Linked DNA regions of Homo sapiens: region 1 is linked to region 2. The links are chromatin contacts, found by Hi-C in ENCODE. All regions are on one chromosome and are shown on one strand. Each heading gives the region's core, a stretch centred on a gene start or an enhancer-like site at or near the end of the contact. The rest is flanking DNA. Distances are from core to core; before and after follow the strand shown. Region 1 has its middle 26 kb from the start of GJB6. Region 2 holds the start of GJB2 (gap junction protein beta 2).

Region 1 (7,063 bases), core at 2,635-5,134, 66 kb before region 2:
TCATCTTCTTTATTTTTTAACATATTGAGTTCCACAGTCAACTAGAATTGAATGAGGTTTAAGACTTTGATCCCACCCAAGAAAGAGCATATGGTTATAATGAAGGACCCAAAAGGACCGCATTTATGAGCAATTTTGATTGTATAAGAAAATTCTACAGTAGGCTGGGCATGGTGGCTCACGCCTGTAATCCCAGCCATTTGGGAGGCTGAGACGGGCAGATCACCTGAGGTCAGGAGTTCGAGACCAGCCCGGCCAACATGGTGAAACCCCGTCTCTACTAAAAATACAAAAATTAGCCAGGCGTGGCGGCATGCGCCTGTAGTCCCAGCTGCTCGGGAGGCTGAGGCAGGAGAATCGCTTGAACCCGGGAGACAGAAGTTGCAGTGATCCAAGATCGTACCACTGCACTCCAGTCTCGGCGACAAGAGCGAACTCCATCTCAAGAAAAAAAAAAAAAGAAAGAAAGAAAAGAAAAGAAAAAGAAAAAAAATAAAAGAAAGAAACTTCAATAGTACATTTCCCAGGGTCTGATAAAATGCTCGATCAAATGAAACCCAGTTGGATGTGGTTATCGGCATCGAGAGGAAAGAGTGGTAGAAGGAAGAATTCTTGTCCCTAAGGAACTTAGCATCCAGTTAAGGATACATAAAAGTATCAAACTCACTACAGAGCAGGCAGTTTGAGACCAGTGCCTTATGAATAACATAAAACACTGTAGGAGCTGGAGGGGAGAGAAGATGGTCTGCTGGAGCGAGTAGACTGGCCATCAGCTCCCACTGGGTGCTGGTTCCAAGACAGAGCTAGGACTCCAGTGCCCTTACTGGGATAGATTGTCCCCTCTCTGTTTCCTGGCCTGACATCACCATGTCATCAATCTGTTGTACAACTACAAAAGAGAACATCCAGATTTAAGTAGGGGCCATAATAAAGTGTGCATTTCGTGTTCACTTAAAACAGTGTCACTTAACTGCACGGCTGAGTCTCAACCCTGCTGGTCCTTCAACAACCCCGCCCTGGCCTTCCCATACACTGCACATCACCTCATTTGGTTGCCTACAATTGTTTTGCTTCTGGCAGTGGCTCCTAACACCAGTTTAAAGCAACATGAACAGCAGCTGCTGCCCATGCCTTCACTAATGTCATGAAACTCTGAGAAACCGTGAGATTTCAGGCTATGGCTATTTGCCATTTCATAACACAAAATACCAAATTCCGTGGGGCTGCATCTGCCTTATTCTCCACCATAACCTCTGTGCTTAGGACAGTCACTGGACATAGTAGAAACCTGACAAACCTTTGTTGAGTGGGTAAATGAATGGCTGTCAGCACACTTATTAAAAATTTTTCCACAAGAAGTAACAAACAACAAACTGTCTAATCATATAATAAATTCTATGCCTTGAAAAATGCATAGAACAATTTGGGGCTTCAAGCAAACATTTTAAAAAAGCTGATCTTAATCAGATTAAAAAATGAGCAAAAGATCTGAATAGACATTTTTCAAAAGAAGACATACAAATGGCCTACAGGTATATGAAAAAGTGCTCAATGTCACTAATCATCAGAGAAATGCAAATCAAAACTGCAGTGAGATTTCATCTCACCCCAGTTATAATGACTTTTATAAAAAACACAGGGAATAGGCCGGGCGCGGTGGCTCACGCCTGTAATCCCAGCACTTTGGGAGGCCAAGGCGGGCAGATCACGAGGTCAGGAGATGGAGACCATCCTGGCTAACACGGTGAAACCCCGTCTCTACTAAAAGTACAAAAAATTAGCCAGGCATGGTGGCACGTGCCTGTAGTCCCAGCTACTCGGGAGGCTGAGGCAGGAGAATGGAGTGAACCCAGGAGGCGGAGCTTGCAGTGAGCCGAGATCCTGCCACTGCACTCCAGCATGATGACAGAGCAAGACTCCATCTCAAAAAAAAAAAAAAAAAAAGACAGGCAATAACGAAGGTTGGCAAGTATTTGGAGAAAGCAGAGCCCTCATATACTGTTGGTGGGAATGTAAATTAGTACAACCACTATGGTGAACAATATGGTGGTTCCTAACAAAACTAAAAATAGAACTGCAATATGATCCAGAAATCTCACTACTGGACATTTATCCAAAAGAAAGGAAATCAATATATTGAAGAGACGTCTGCATTTTCATGTTTACTGCAGCACTATTCACAACAGCCAAAATATGGAATCAACCTAAGTGCCCATTAATAAATGGTTAAGGAAAATGTGGTGTATACATAATGGCATATTACTCAGCCATAAAAAAGAAGAAAGTCCTGTCATTTGCAGCAACATAGAGGGAACTGGAAGTCATCATGTTAAATGAAATAAGCCAAGCACAGAAAGACAAATATTGTATGTTCTTACTCAGATGTGGGATCCCATGAAAATAGAGAGTAAATTGCTGATTACCAGAGGCTAGGAAGAGCAGGAGTGGGGAGCACGAAGACAGGTTGATTAATGAGTACAAATATACAGTTTGCTAGAAGAAATAAGACATAGTGTTTGATAAATCAGTAGGGTGACTATAGTTTACAATCATTTATTGTATATTTCAAAAATAGTTAGAAGAGAATAATTCAAATGTTTCTAGCATGAAGAGAAGATGAATATTTAAGGTGATGGATATCCTAATTACCCCAATTTGATCTTTACAAATTAAATGAGTGTATTAACATGTACCCCCAAAATATTTACATCTATTATATATTAATAAAAAAAGAATCATTTGCATAAATATACACACTTGCACACAATCCATGACAATTTAATATCAACCACTTCTGGAATCAGCAATGCTGTCAGACATTGAACAGTGAAACTAATATGGGAATTCAAGGAAGCACATAATTCGTAAATAAATAAGATCTAAGGGACATTGGATGAGACAATAAAGACAGATTATAAACTGTAGAGTGGTGCTAACCCTGGATGTGGAGTTGAAGAATCAAAAATAAAAATAAGATAAAATAAAATAATAACTGATCTTATGAAAGTGAGAGGCTGAAATCAGCCACGTGAAAGAATCATTATAGGCTAGGCATGGTGGCTCACACCTGTAATCTCAGCACTTTGGGATGCCAAGGTGGGAGAATTGCTTGAGCCCAGGAATTTGAGAGCAGCCTGGGTAATGTAGTGAGACCCCCACCTCTACACGGTGGTGTGTGCCTGTAGTCCCAGCTACTTAGGATGCGGAGGTGGGAGGATGGCTTGAGTCCAGGAGGTCAAGGTTACAGTGAACCGTGATCACTCAAGCCACTGCACTCCAGCCTGGGCAACAGAGTGAGACTCTCTCTCTCTCTCTCTCCTCTCTCAAAAAAAAAAATCGTTATTATAAGAAAAACTGCAAAACTATTTGCATGAAATAAAAAGAAGGAAAATAATGAGCAACATAAGGTTAAAATAACATTGCAACCCCATGGAAGCAAGAGAAATGGAAATCATTAATAAATAGACAACATATAAGGGAACGCTGCTGTTCTGTTGTAGAGATTACAGAGAGCAATTTAGGAGAGCCAGGCACTGGGGCCAAGAGGGAAATGAAACAAAAACCGAAGGGATTTGTTTAGGAAGAAAAATGAAAACAGATAAAAGGTGTTCATTTCAAAGCTTCCCTCTTTCCCAGCATTTTTCTGAAGTAGAGTTTGAAAAGAAAGCAAAATAACTGCAAACCAATACAGCGGCACGGAGTTCACTGACGCAGAGCTAGAAATGACGTTCAGAGATCCGCCAGCCCAGCCTCCTGTTCTGGGTCACCTGGCTCCTTGACAACCCTGAAAGCTGCCTGTGCAAATCCCCAGGCATGTTATACCCATGAGCAGGGACGCGTGGCACTGACAAAGGGACTCGTACACCTTTGAAGTATCCTGGGAGACCACGCTCATATTCCACACACGCTCAGGAGTCATTGAAGAGCCACACCGGAAATACGTGGCACGGTCTCATTCCATGTTTGACCAAAACCACTGTTTACCCAGCTCAGCCAATCACTTTATTTTGTTAACCAAACCTAATGCAGAATGATGTTCAGGTGTTTCCAAGGATCAAATCCACTCCCACTGGGAGAAGCTTCCTTCAAGAGCAGCTTCTGTAGCCCATGGAGCCAGGAGTCAGGAGACCCTATAAGTTCTGGCTCCATTTCTTACTATGGATAGGACCTAGGGTGAATCACTTTCCTGCTCTGAGATGTGCCTTTCTTAGGTGTAAGGGTTATAAGTGCTCTGCAGATCACATTAAATAATTGTGTGAACATGCTCTAAACACTCTAAACACACATTAGCATGTGTTCTGAAAATAGATAACTGTGATGTTATGTGCGCCTAAAGAGGGCAACTAAAAATAGAGGCATGGCCCCACTGCTTGAATGCCTGCTATCCTCATGACCCGCTTGTGTCAATGGACTGCAGCAAAGCCACCACAGAGGCAGCTCTGAACCTCTGCCTTGGGATCCAGCTGCCATGTAAGAAACTCAGGCTAAACCACCAAGTGCTGGGAGGCCATGAAGAGTTGACCCAGAACGAAGAGAAGGCACCCTGAAGTCCAGCCCAGTCCAGCTTCCAGCTGAGTTGAACAAGACACCTCATGTAAGAGCAGCAGAAACCACCCAGCTGAGCCCCACAAACCCACAGAATCACGAGAAATAATAAATTATGGCTTTTTAAACCAATAAGTTTTGAAATACTTGTTATACAGCAGCAGATAACTTAAACAATGACTCTAAAATAAAAGTTCTAAAACAATCTCCATTGCAGACAAACTCTGTACCTTTTTCATGGGAGGTTCTGAATAGGACAATCATCATTCTATTGTATAACGACTCCTTTGGTGTATGTGGATGAACCAATCAGTATTGTTGTTTTACTGGTCGGAAGAAGGAAGGAAAGAAAAGAAGGAAGGAAAGTACCCACTGGGCACTGGGATTGCTCAGATCTACCAACTTAAGTCACTTTTCCCAGTCCTCATCCCAAGCTCCACAAACATTTGACTCCTTACAAATGCAAACTAAGATTTTTGCTATCGTCTATTTTTTATTAATATTATGCTTTGCTCATATGGGCATTCACTGAAATAGTTACTCAGCTTACTATAGAAGAGAATGGAGAATAGTCCTGGAGATTTGAACTAAGCCTGTTAACTCCAAAGAAGCCAAAGACTTCTCATGCCAGATGCCATTTCTCCTTGCTCTCCCCAGAGCCGCCATCACACTCCGCCTGTATTACAACCTGGCTTAGAATGGGTCTGCTGCTTGGTTCTGTCATCCTCAGACTTCCCAAGTACCTGCTGTTCTTCTGCACTTGGCCACCCACCTTGTGTTCTCCACCCATCTTGAGCGGTCAGCTCCTGACACCATCTGCCATGCACAGTCCTGCTGATGAGATGCTAAGGAAATTATATGTGTGTGATAGAATGTCAGGATGCTGGTCAAGCTCTAGTTGCCCAGACAGGAGCAAGATGGAGCTGGTTCACAGTGAGCAGAACAAGGTGAGTAACAAGAGGGAAGGATGGCTGCTAATAAGAAACACCCTAAGGAGACTGAGTTTGGAGGCAGGCTGCCCTCTCACTGCTTTGTACATTTTAGGATGTATAAAAAAGTGCCAGCTGTCTAAACAGAGGAGTTACTATTTCCAGGTATAGAAATTCCCCAGGAGATAGTCTTTTTTGATGACGATCCTTATTCTTAAAATTTTGCTCCCTCCATCCATACCTGGGTCCACACTACATCACAGATAAGAGACCAAAAAGATCCAAGATTAGAAACACTTTGTAATCAGCATCATAGATGTGAATTTTGGGGACAGAATTAGTCACAAATGGTAAGTGGAACCTGACACTGCATTTCAGATGTGGTAAAAAGGCCAGACATTTATATCAGGAAGAGTTGATCTTCTCTAGAGAGTTCATTAAGAACAACCGGGTAGCCTCAAGTAGAAGTGAGATTTGGTGAGTGTCACCATACACTGCTTCATCTCTCCAGAGCTGTGGATCCCTTGGTGAATCTAATTAATGCTACAGACATGATCACTTAAAAAAATGGATATGAGGTCTGGGCACAGTGGCTCATGCCTGTAATCCCAGCACTTTGAGAGGCCTAGACGGGCAGATCACCTGAGGTCAAGAGTTTGAGAACAGCCTGGCCAACATGGTGAAACCCCATCTCTACCAAAAATACAAAAATTAGCCGGGTGTGGTGGTGGGCCCCTGTAGTCCCAGCTACTCCAGAGGCTGAGGCAGGGGAATCGCTTGAACCCAAGAGGTGGAGGTTTCAGTGAGCTGAGATCGGGCCACCATACTCCAGCCTGGGCGACAGAATGAGATCCCATCTCGAAAAAAATAATAATTTTTAAAAATACAAAAATTAGCCAGGCGTGGTGACAGGCACCTGTAATCCCACCTACTCAGGAGGCTGAGGCAGGAGAATCACTTGAACCCAGGAGAAGGAGGTTTCAGTGAGCCAAGATTGTGCCACTGCACTCCAACCTGGGCAACAGAGTGAGAATCCATCTTGAGAAAAAAAAAAGAAAGAAAGAAAACAGAAAAGAAAAATGCATATGAGCATAGAGACACAGACTGTATTTTTTTTTTTTTTTTGAGGTGGAATCTTGCTCTGTCACCCAGGCTGGAGTACAGTGGCGTGATCTTGGCTCACTGCAACCTCTGCCTCCCAGGTTCAAGCAATTCTCCTGCCTCAGCCTCACGGGTAGCTGGGACTACAGGCGTGCGCCATCATGCCTGGCTAATTTTTGTATTTTTAGTAGAGATGGGGGTTTCACCATGTTGACCAGGCTGGTATTGAACTCCTGACCTCAGGTGATCCACCCACCTTGGCCTCCCAAAGTGATGGGATTACAGGCGTGAGCCACCATGCCCGACCTGACATAGACTTTTATAAACAATTTCATGGAGCTCATGAGTAAGAAGTCCATCCTTGAGCCTTCACTGCCAGACCATGGATTCCAGATCAAGAATTGCTTGCATGATGACTCAAGTAAGGGGAAGATGGGGCTCCAGTCCTACCCAGCTCCGTGTGTGCTAGTTCTGCATCTTGGGCATGT
Region 2 (7,312 bases), core at 3,457-5,956:
ATCTATTTCTCAGCCCATTAATAAGGTCAGGAGCAGCAACACCAGACTAGAAGAAAAGCTTACCTATAGATTTTTCTGCCACCTCTTGAGTGCGTCCAGCTTTCCGACAAGTCTCAGTGCCATCTACTGTGCGCTCTGGGTATTGCAATTGCTTTTTTTTTTTTTTTTTTTTTTTTTTTAGAATGAGACTAAGTCAGAGAACACAAAGAACTTCTTTCCCCACAGTGGAGATGGCTCTGAAAGCGTTTAAGGAATAGCTTAGATGAGTGGCTAACACATTCTCCCGGTTCTGAATTCTAAGACCACAGACTCCATGTCCAGTCCCCAAAGAGAGGCTTTGCAAGCTACAGAATACCCCTCTGACTGGGACCTCAGGAGCTAAACTGACCACGTAATTGGTTCTAGAAAGTGAAACGTTTTAATTTGAAACATCCAAATGAGCATTTTGTGAAAAGCTACTGCCGTCCATCAAATACAACACAGCCAGGGAGTCATCGCTCTATTGCCCTTGTCAATCCTACATCTATAGTTTTTTTTGCTACAGCAGTTCATGAGTGTTGACTCTATTCTAACTTGTTCCAGAAGCCCTTCAAGATGATAGATAGCACAATATTTTTGTAGCCAGAGCTAGAATGTAGAGCTCTTTTTGGCTTCCTTGTGAATGATCCAGAATTTCCATGTTGGCAAGCCACCATAATTTACAGAATTTACTTTTTATATTCAATAGAAGTAAAAAAAATTTACCTATTTAAGGAGTTATAGCTCTGGATTCATTTCTGACCAAAATGTGCTTTTTGACACAAATACAATTGGAAATGTCTTTGTAATTTATCCACAGTCTGCCTAGATAATCATAAAAGAACTGCATGGATATATTTGTGAGTAAGAGCACGTGTCCATTCAGCAAAACCAAGGAGATCAACTAATTCTACCATTGCCTTGAAACGGAGACACATCTAGCAGTTTGAATTTCCCCCAAAAGATTGTATGTGTGAAAATAAGAATAGAATGAGGAAAATTTAAAAGCCTATATAATAATTTCAGTCACAACTTGGCAATTAGAATTTTATGAGATGTCTTTAATTTGGAAGCAAAGAACAATTAAATTATTGAAGGCTGGAATTTTTTTTTAACTCTTTGAATGGAACAACAGATTTTCCCCAAAAGATTTGACTTTAACAATTTTCAGAAAACATAAGTCAGGGTGTGGTTCAATTACACAGAGAGAAATTGTAGTGAAATAGTGTTCCCTGTAATAATTACCCACAAAGGAGCACAGTGGAGCCACTCCTGCATTAAAATTACAGTATCATATGTAAGTTATTATTAATTAACCAGAGATGCCAGGAGCTTGTCAGTTTCCAACTGCTATTTTGAGGAGAGCTAAAGTTTCTCTTTTTTTGCCAGTTATTATTATTATTAATATTTCAACAGCAAGGCAAGAAAAGGGAATGTGGTCCATTAACTAATGGCTCTTGAAAAGACACTCAATGAATCCAACTTGCCCTAAAACTGCCAAGTGGTAGGACAGTCTCTTCGCGTCTTGCATCATTTTCTGCCATCACCTACGTGTGATTCGTGAGTCGGAAATTCAACCAAGACATGTTTAATGTATATTTAGAGCATTCTTCCCGGCGGGAATTCACGGTGCCATTCCATCAGGCAGTTGGCAAGCAGTCACTTGAAATATTAAGAAATATGATTTGTGTCACACTGATTTATTGCAAAACAGCAACTTCTTTCTTTTTGGTTCATTTATAAAACAACTGTCAAATTAAAATGCCAAATAGCTTTAAACATTAGCATTTTCACCTTATAACCTTACAAGTGCATCACTTTAAACATCTGAGTAAAAGTTCAGCTCGATGACAATCACCTGGGATTTACCTGCATGGTACTAAGCATATATGTAAAAATATTACTGATGGGTATCTCTGGCACTCTGAAGTGACAAAGTGTAGCCTTCACAGATCTTTGTCAGTTAATCATCAATAGTTACCTGAAAAGTGCCCACTTGCCATCATTCAAGATCAACCAGGCAGACACCACAGTGAGTTTTCCATCAAAAAACCTTCTCTATCTGGTCAGTCTCTGCACGTCAATGAGACAAAGGTGTATGCTGCACGCAGCAGTACTATCCTAAGCTCCCTGTGTCCTCACCATGGGGCTGGGTGGCTGGGGTGGAGGAACACAGGATTGGGCTTCAGCTTCTCTAGGGACTGGTACATTAAGAGATGAAGACATAAAAGGTGAGAAAAACATGGTTTATTTCCAATGTTTCCATTTCTGTTAAAAGTAATGCTTTCAACAGAAAAAAAATGCAGCAATATAAGTGTGTAATTTACAAAATAATTTCAGGATTTCTTTAATCATTAATTTGTGGTGTCATCTGTTAACTGGATTTACGTCTAAGCTCATTTGTAAATAACTTCAAATATCCAAGCCTTCCCTCACCCTTTTCCCACCTCACCTCTCCTCCTTCTCCTCCCCTACACTGGAGGACACTATGTACATGCATATAATGTCCTGCCCTAGAGGAGTCCTGAGCCTACTTGGGAAGAAAACACCAACTCACAGGAAAACAGCAGAAATCACACAAAACAGAATAAAAGCAAGCGCTGATCTGTAAGTGAAGACTTAAGTGCTATAGGACTTCCAGCTACAAATCCTGAAAACACGGAGTGGCTGTGATAATACGACTAGCCAACATCACACAGTAATTTTGCACATAAGGAGAACTAAATCAAAGAAAACAAGGAAAAGAAAGTTGAGCCTATAATCGTGATACAGGCACTAAAATCTCAGGTGACATTTTTCAATGGGGGAAAGTCAGTCAACTTCCGATCTCCAAACCATCTTTACTAGCGAGCTTCCCACAATGGTTCTAGAACCTTCCTTCATTCCAACCCAACCAGGATTCCAACAGACTCATAAACACCACAGCCTTTGAGAAATTAAAGGGAGAACCCACCAACCGGCGCCCCACTCCCCACCCCAAGTCACCTCTGGCTCAACCAAGATGCGCTCAGGCCAAGAAAGCTGCCCCACCCCACAGGCTTTGCCTGTCATTTTTAACAAGCCGACTCAGCACATCTCTCAGATGGGCCATGCAAGGCTTTTCGCAGCTCCTGGGGCTTTGCCTCTTCATGAGCAGACACTCCCTCTTAGACTAAGACCTGGAGCTGGAAAGTAGGTGGTAACCGCGGTACAAAACTCACGCTCGTCCCTGCAGAAACTGCCTAGGTCGGCCCATGGCCACGGGGCGCCAATTTTTCAAGGAAAAGTCAATGCTAATAATGGTGGCAATCACGGGAAATCCATTCTGAGGCCAGATCTGACTTGTCAGGATTAATCATCATTTCCACTTAACTTCGAACTGACCTGGGTAAAAACGTGAGCGCGAGGGGACCAGGCTGCACCTCTGACCTGGCTCCCCTCTGCAAAAATCGCGAAGTGGGTGCCCGAGGTGGGGCGGGGGTTGGGGGAGACCTCCCCGGGAGTCCCCACCCAGCCTGCTCTGCACATCTTAGTCCCTCATCCGCTTGCGCTGTGCAAATCTGTCTTCTGTCATTTGTATCGCAAGACATCAAAATCCCCAACCAAATGCAAATACTGAGACCTCATAATCTGAGACAAAGTTTCACGGTATCCAGAAAGCCCCCAGCAGGTGTGCAGTGCAGAGCCAGCCCCCCAGCGGTCTTCCGCAGAATCCTATCAGTTTCCCCCTTTCGTGCTGTGTGCATCGAGCAGGAAGGGGCTTGGCAGGTTTTACCTGCCCTCTTTCCTTTCTGAAAAGTCTGGGCCTCCTCACCCCGAAAGGAGTCACCTCCTTGCAGTTCCCCAGTTGCGAAAAGAGGAGGAAGTTGGCTGGGCCGGGGGCCGCGGGGGGCACCCTCCGCAGATGGCGGGACCCCCCTGCCGGCCATGGCAAAAACGAGGCTTGTCTCTCCCACCGCCCCCAACCTTAGTCCTTGGCACATTGTTGAAAGTAATTGAATAAAATCGGAAATTCGAGAAGGCGTTCGTTCGGATTGGTGAGATTTTGAGGGGAGAAAGAAGCGGGGACTTCGCCGGCACCAGCGGCGCCCCCTCCTCGGCCACCGTTAACCCCCATTCCAGAGGGCACTGCCCCGCCACCCAGCCTAGGTCCCCCTGCGAGAGCCTCGCGGGCCCGCGCAGCCTCCGCGACTCGAACAGATCTTCAGTCCTTGGAGGAATGCCTGTTTCTCTAACAATAAAAAATTAAAGAAGCGCTCATAAATGCCAAGTCCTCTCGCACTATGCGGAGTACAGAGGACAACGACCACAGCCATCCCTGAACCCCGCCCACGGCACAGCGCCGGAGCCGGGGTCTGGGGCGCCGCTTCCTGGGGGGTCCCGACTCTCAGCCGCCCCCGCTTCACCCGGGCCGCCAAGGGGCTGGGGGAGGCGGCGCTCGGGGTAACCGGGGGAGACTCAGGGCGCTGGGGGCACTTGGGGAACTCATGGGGGCTCAAAGGAACTAGGAGATCGGGACCTCGAAGGGGACTTGGGGGGTTCGGGGCTTTCGGGGGCGGTCGGGGGTTCGCGGACCCGGGAAGCTCTGAGGACCCAGAGGCCGGGCGCGCTCCGCCCGCGGCGCCGCCCCCTCCGTAACTTTCCCAGTCTCCGAGGGAAGAGGCGGGGTGTGGGGTGCGGTTAAAAGGCGCCACGGCGGGAGACAGGTGTTGCGGCCCCGCAGCGCCCGCGCGCTCCTCTCCCCGACTCGGAGCCCCTCGGCGGCGCCCGGCCCAGGACCCGCCTAGGAGCGCAGGAGCCCCAGCGCAGAGACCCCAACGCCGAGACCCCCGCCCCGGCCCCGCCGCGCTTCCTCCCGACGCAGGTGAGCCCGCCGGCCCCGGACTGCCCGGCCAGGAACCTGGCGCGGGGAGGGACCGCGAGACCCAGAGCGGTTGCCCGGCCGCGTGGGTCTCGGGGAACCGGGGGGCTGGACCAACACACGTCCTTGGGCCGGGGGGCGGGGGCCGCCTTCTGGAGCGGGCGTTTCTGCGGCCGAGCTCCGGAGCTGGAATGGGGCGGCCGGGGAAGTGGACGCGATGGCACCGCCCGGGGTGCGAGTGGGGCCGGGCGCGCGCGGGAGGGGAAAAAGGCGCGGGCGAGCCGCCAGCGCGAGGTTTGTGGTGTCGCCGATGTCCCTTCGGGGTACTCTAGCGCAGCCGCCTGGCTACTTGACCCACTGCCACCAAACGTTTTAAATTCACCGAAAGCTTAGCTTCGAAGCAAAGCTCCGTTTCGCCGGTGAAGCAGGAAGCCTTCGCTGCAGGAACTGACCTTTACCTCTTGGAGCGGCTTCTGCAGAAAAATCCCCGGGCAGAGATTTGGGCGGAGTTTGCCTAGAACTAACGCGGAGCCAGCCGATCCCGGCCTACCCCGGGGCCAAGATTTCAGTGGCTTCCCTTTTTCCTAAACACTTCACGAGGGTCTGTTTCCGGGCTGTGCTCCCCGCCTAGAAGGAAAATTTTTAGGACCCTTGTTCGCGAAGAGGTGGTGTGCGGCTGAGACCCGCGTCCTCAGGACGGTTCCATCAGTGCCTCGATCCTGCCCCACTGGAGGAGGAAGGCAGCCCGAACAGCGCTCACCTAACTAACAGCTGCTGAGAGCTGGGTTCCGTGGCCATGCACCTGGGACTGCCTTGAGAAGCGTGGTACGGCCGTGTCCCCATGTGACCTTAGAGTCCCTTTCGAAACTGCTGTGCACAGTCGGTCACAATTTCAGACACTGGTGAGAAGGGTGGAGGAACCCTCTGGGGACAGCCAGGCAAGGTCGACCACCCATCACCTAAGGGTGGAGAAATTTAAGGGGTGAAGAGTCCCTTTTGCCTTTTCTGGATCCTGGTGATTCACCTAGTGTCTTCCCTAAGGAACTGAACCAACTCCTCCGCTGGCCTCTGGCAGCCCTCCAGGCGGTGCAGGATGGCGTGGGCCCGGTAGGAAGCTGCATGTAACCGCCCAGGGTCGGGAGGCCAGGAGGGCAGCTCCTCCTCTGACTTGAATATTGAAAACAACTTCGTCCTGCTTCTGAGCCCCTCTTAACCCATGACCCCCTAGCCCATTGGGGAGTAAATCTTAATTTACTCCTCTTCCTGAAAAAGGATCTTTAAAACAGGTAGCTTCAACTCAAGCTTTATAAAATAACAATATAGGGTTTCTCGGAACTGTATTTTTCTCAGCTGATGGTAACTGGACAGGTCTGTAGAAGGGTGTATGACCTGGGTTTGGCAGGTGGAAGAGGGCAAAGGATAAACCCCTCCTCCTGCAGCCCCATATTCTTGGCCAGGTGTATTGTTGTAAACCAGGAGAGAGTTTACTTCGGGGAGTATCCTGTTTTCCACTCAGTGAGGGCCAATGAAGAATGTCTAATTCCATAAGATGCTTTTGTTAAAATCGGAATGTTGCTGTCCTCGGTGGTTCTGCTGTTGGGACGGGACTGGCCTGAGCTGTGGGTGCTGTAGCAGGACAACCAGCTCACCTAAGGGCCTCCCAGTCTGGATTATCAATGGGTCAGTGCTGAACCTGGGCTAAAATATTGTTTTTTCCAATGATGTTGTCTTTCCCAAGCTCAGTGAAGCTAAATGTTTCACAGGCCTATGTCAATCTGATGTAACTTTCGTGGCCACCTCTCTCCTGTTAGCCTCTGACCAAGGTGGCACTGGATGGTTTCTGCCTGACCTTGGTGCCCCGTGGCAGCGACTGTGGGTCATGAAAGACATTCACTACGAGCCTGCTTCTGGAGTCCATCAGAAAACGGGATGCAACTTGCCTAAAATGAGGAGAGGAGGATGCTTTTAAGAAAAAGAAGAAGGAGGATTCACTACCAGCTCTGAAGGGTGGAAAAGAGATGATTCATCCGGATTGTGGAGAGGGTGGAATCTTGTTTAGGAGAGCGTTGGTTGTGGCAGGCAGGGTGTAACTATGAATCAGTGAAGACAATTCACATCCTGGGATGAAAAGAAGGCCATGGGCTCACAGGAGATTATCCACTGGCCTCTCCACATCCGCTTGCAGTAAGGAGTGTGGGACTCTCCCAAGCTTCAGCGCTGAACTGCAATGCAGTGACGTCGCTTAGCTGGGCCAGTAACCGAGGGAGTTGAATTTTCTGTCATTTTAAAATAATGTGTCTTTTAAGAAACACTTTGAAATTAAAACCACAGCCCACAATTATAATGCACTGTTGCAGCACTTATCAAAACAGATATGCTAACTGAGCCATCAGTGCCAGCCTGACAGTGAGGCCACCAAGCCATCCACAAAGCCTACACGAAAGTCTGTGCTCA

Evidence for each region. Hi-C counts contacts between places; a loop is a spot of excess contacts on that map. Pooled maps may share reads with other maps.
Region 1: a loop to region 2 is called in a map of Caki2, with 8 times the contacts of the local background. The contact joins the enhancer-like site here to the promoter of GJB2 in region 2. A Hi-C loop is called at or near these places in 3 of 168 maps with a recorded cell type or tissue (Caki2, GM13976 and astrocyte of the cerebellum), 4 of 37 single-sample maps with no recorded cell type and 5 of 50 pooled maps.

What each region holds. Positions count from the first base shown.
Region 1 is chr13:20,255,277-20,262,339 of GRCh38, reverse strand. No RefSeq gene overlaps it. Among named protein-coding and RNA genes, the nearest start is that of GJB6, 26 kb to the right of the region's middle. Within about 2 kb of position 3,884, at least 2 of the 41 ENCODE cell types and tissues checked have a DNase peak (open chromatin) inside an H3K27ac peak, as active enhancers do.
Region 2 is chr13:20,190,332-20,197,643 of GRCh38, reverse strand. GJB2 (gap junction protein beta 2) reads left to right here and starts at 4,706. Exons shown (of 2, transcript NM_004004.6): 1 at 4,706-4,861.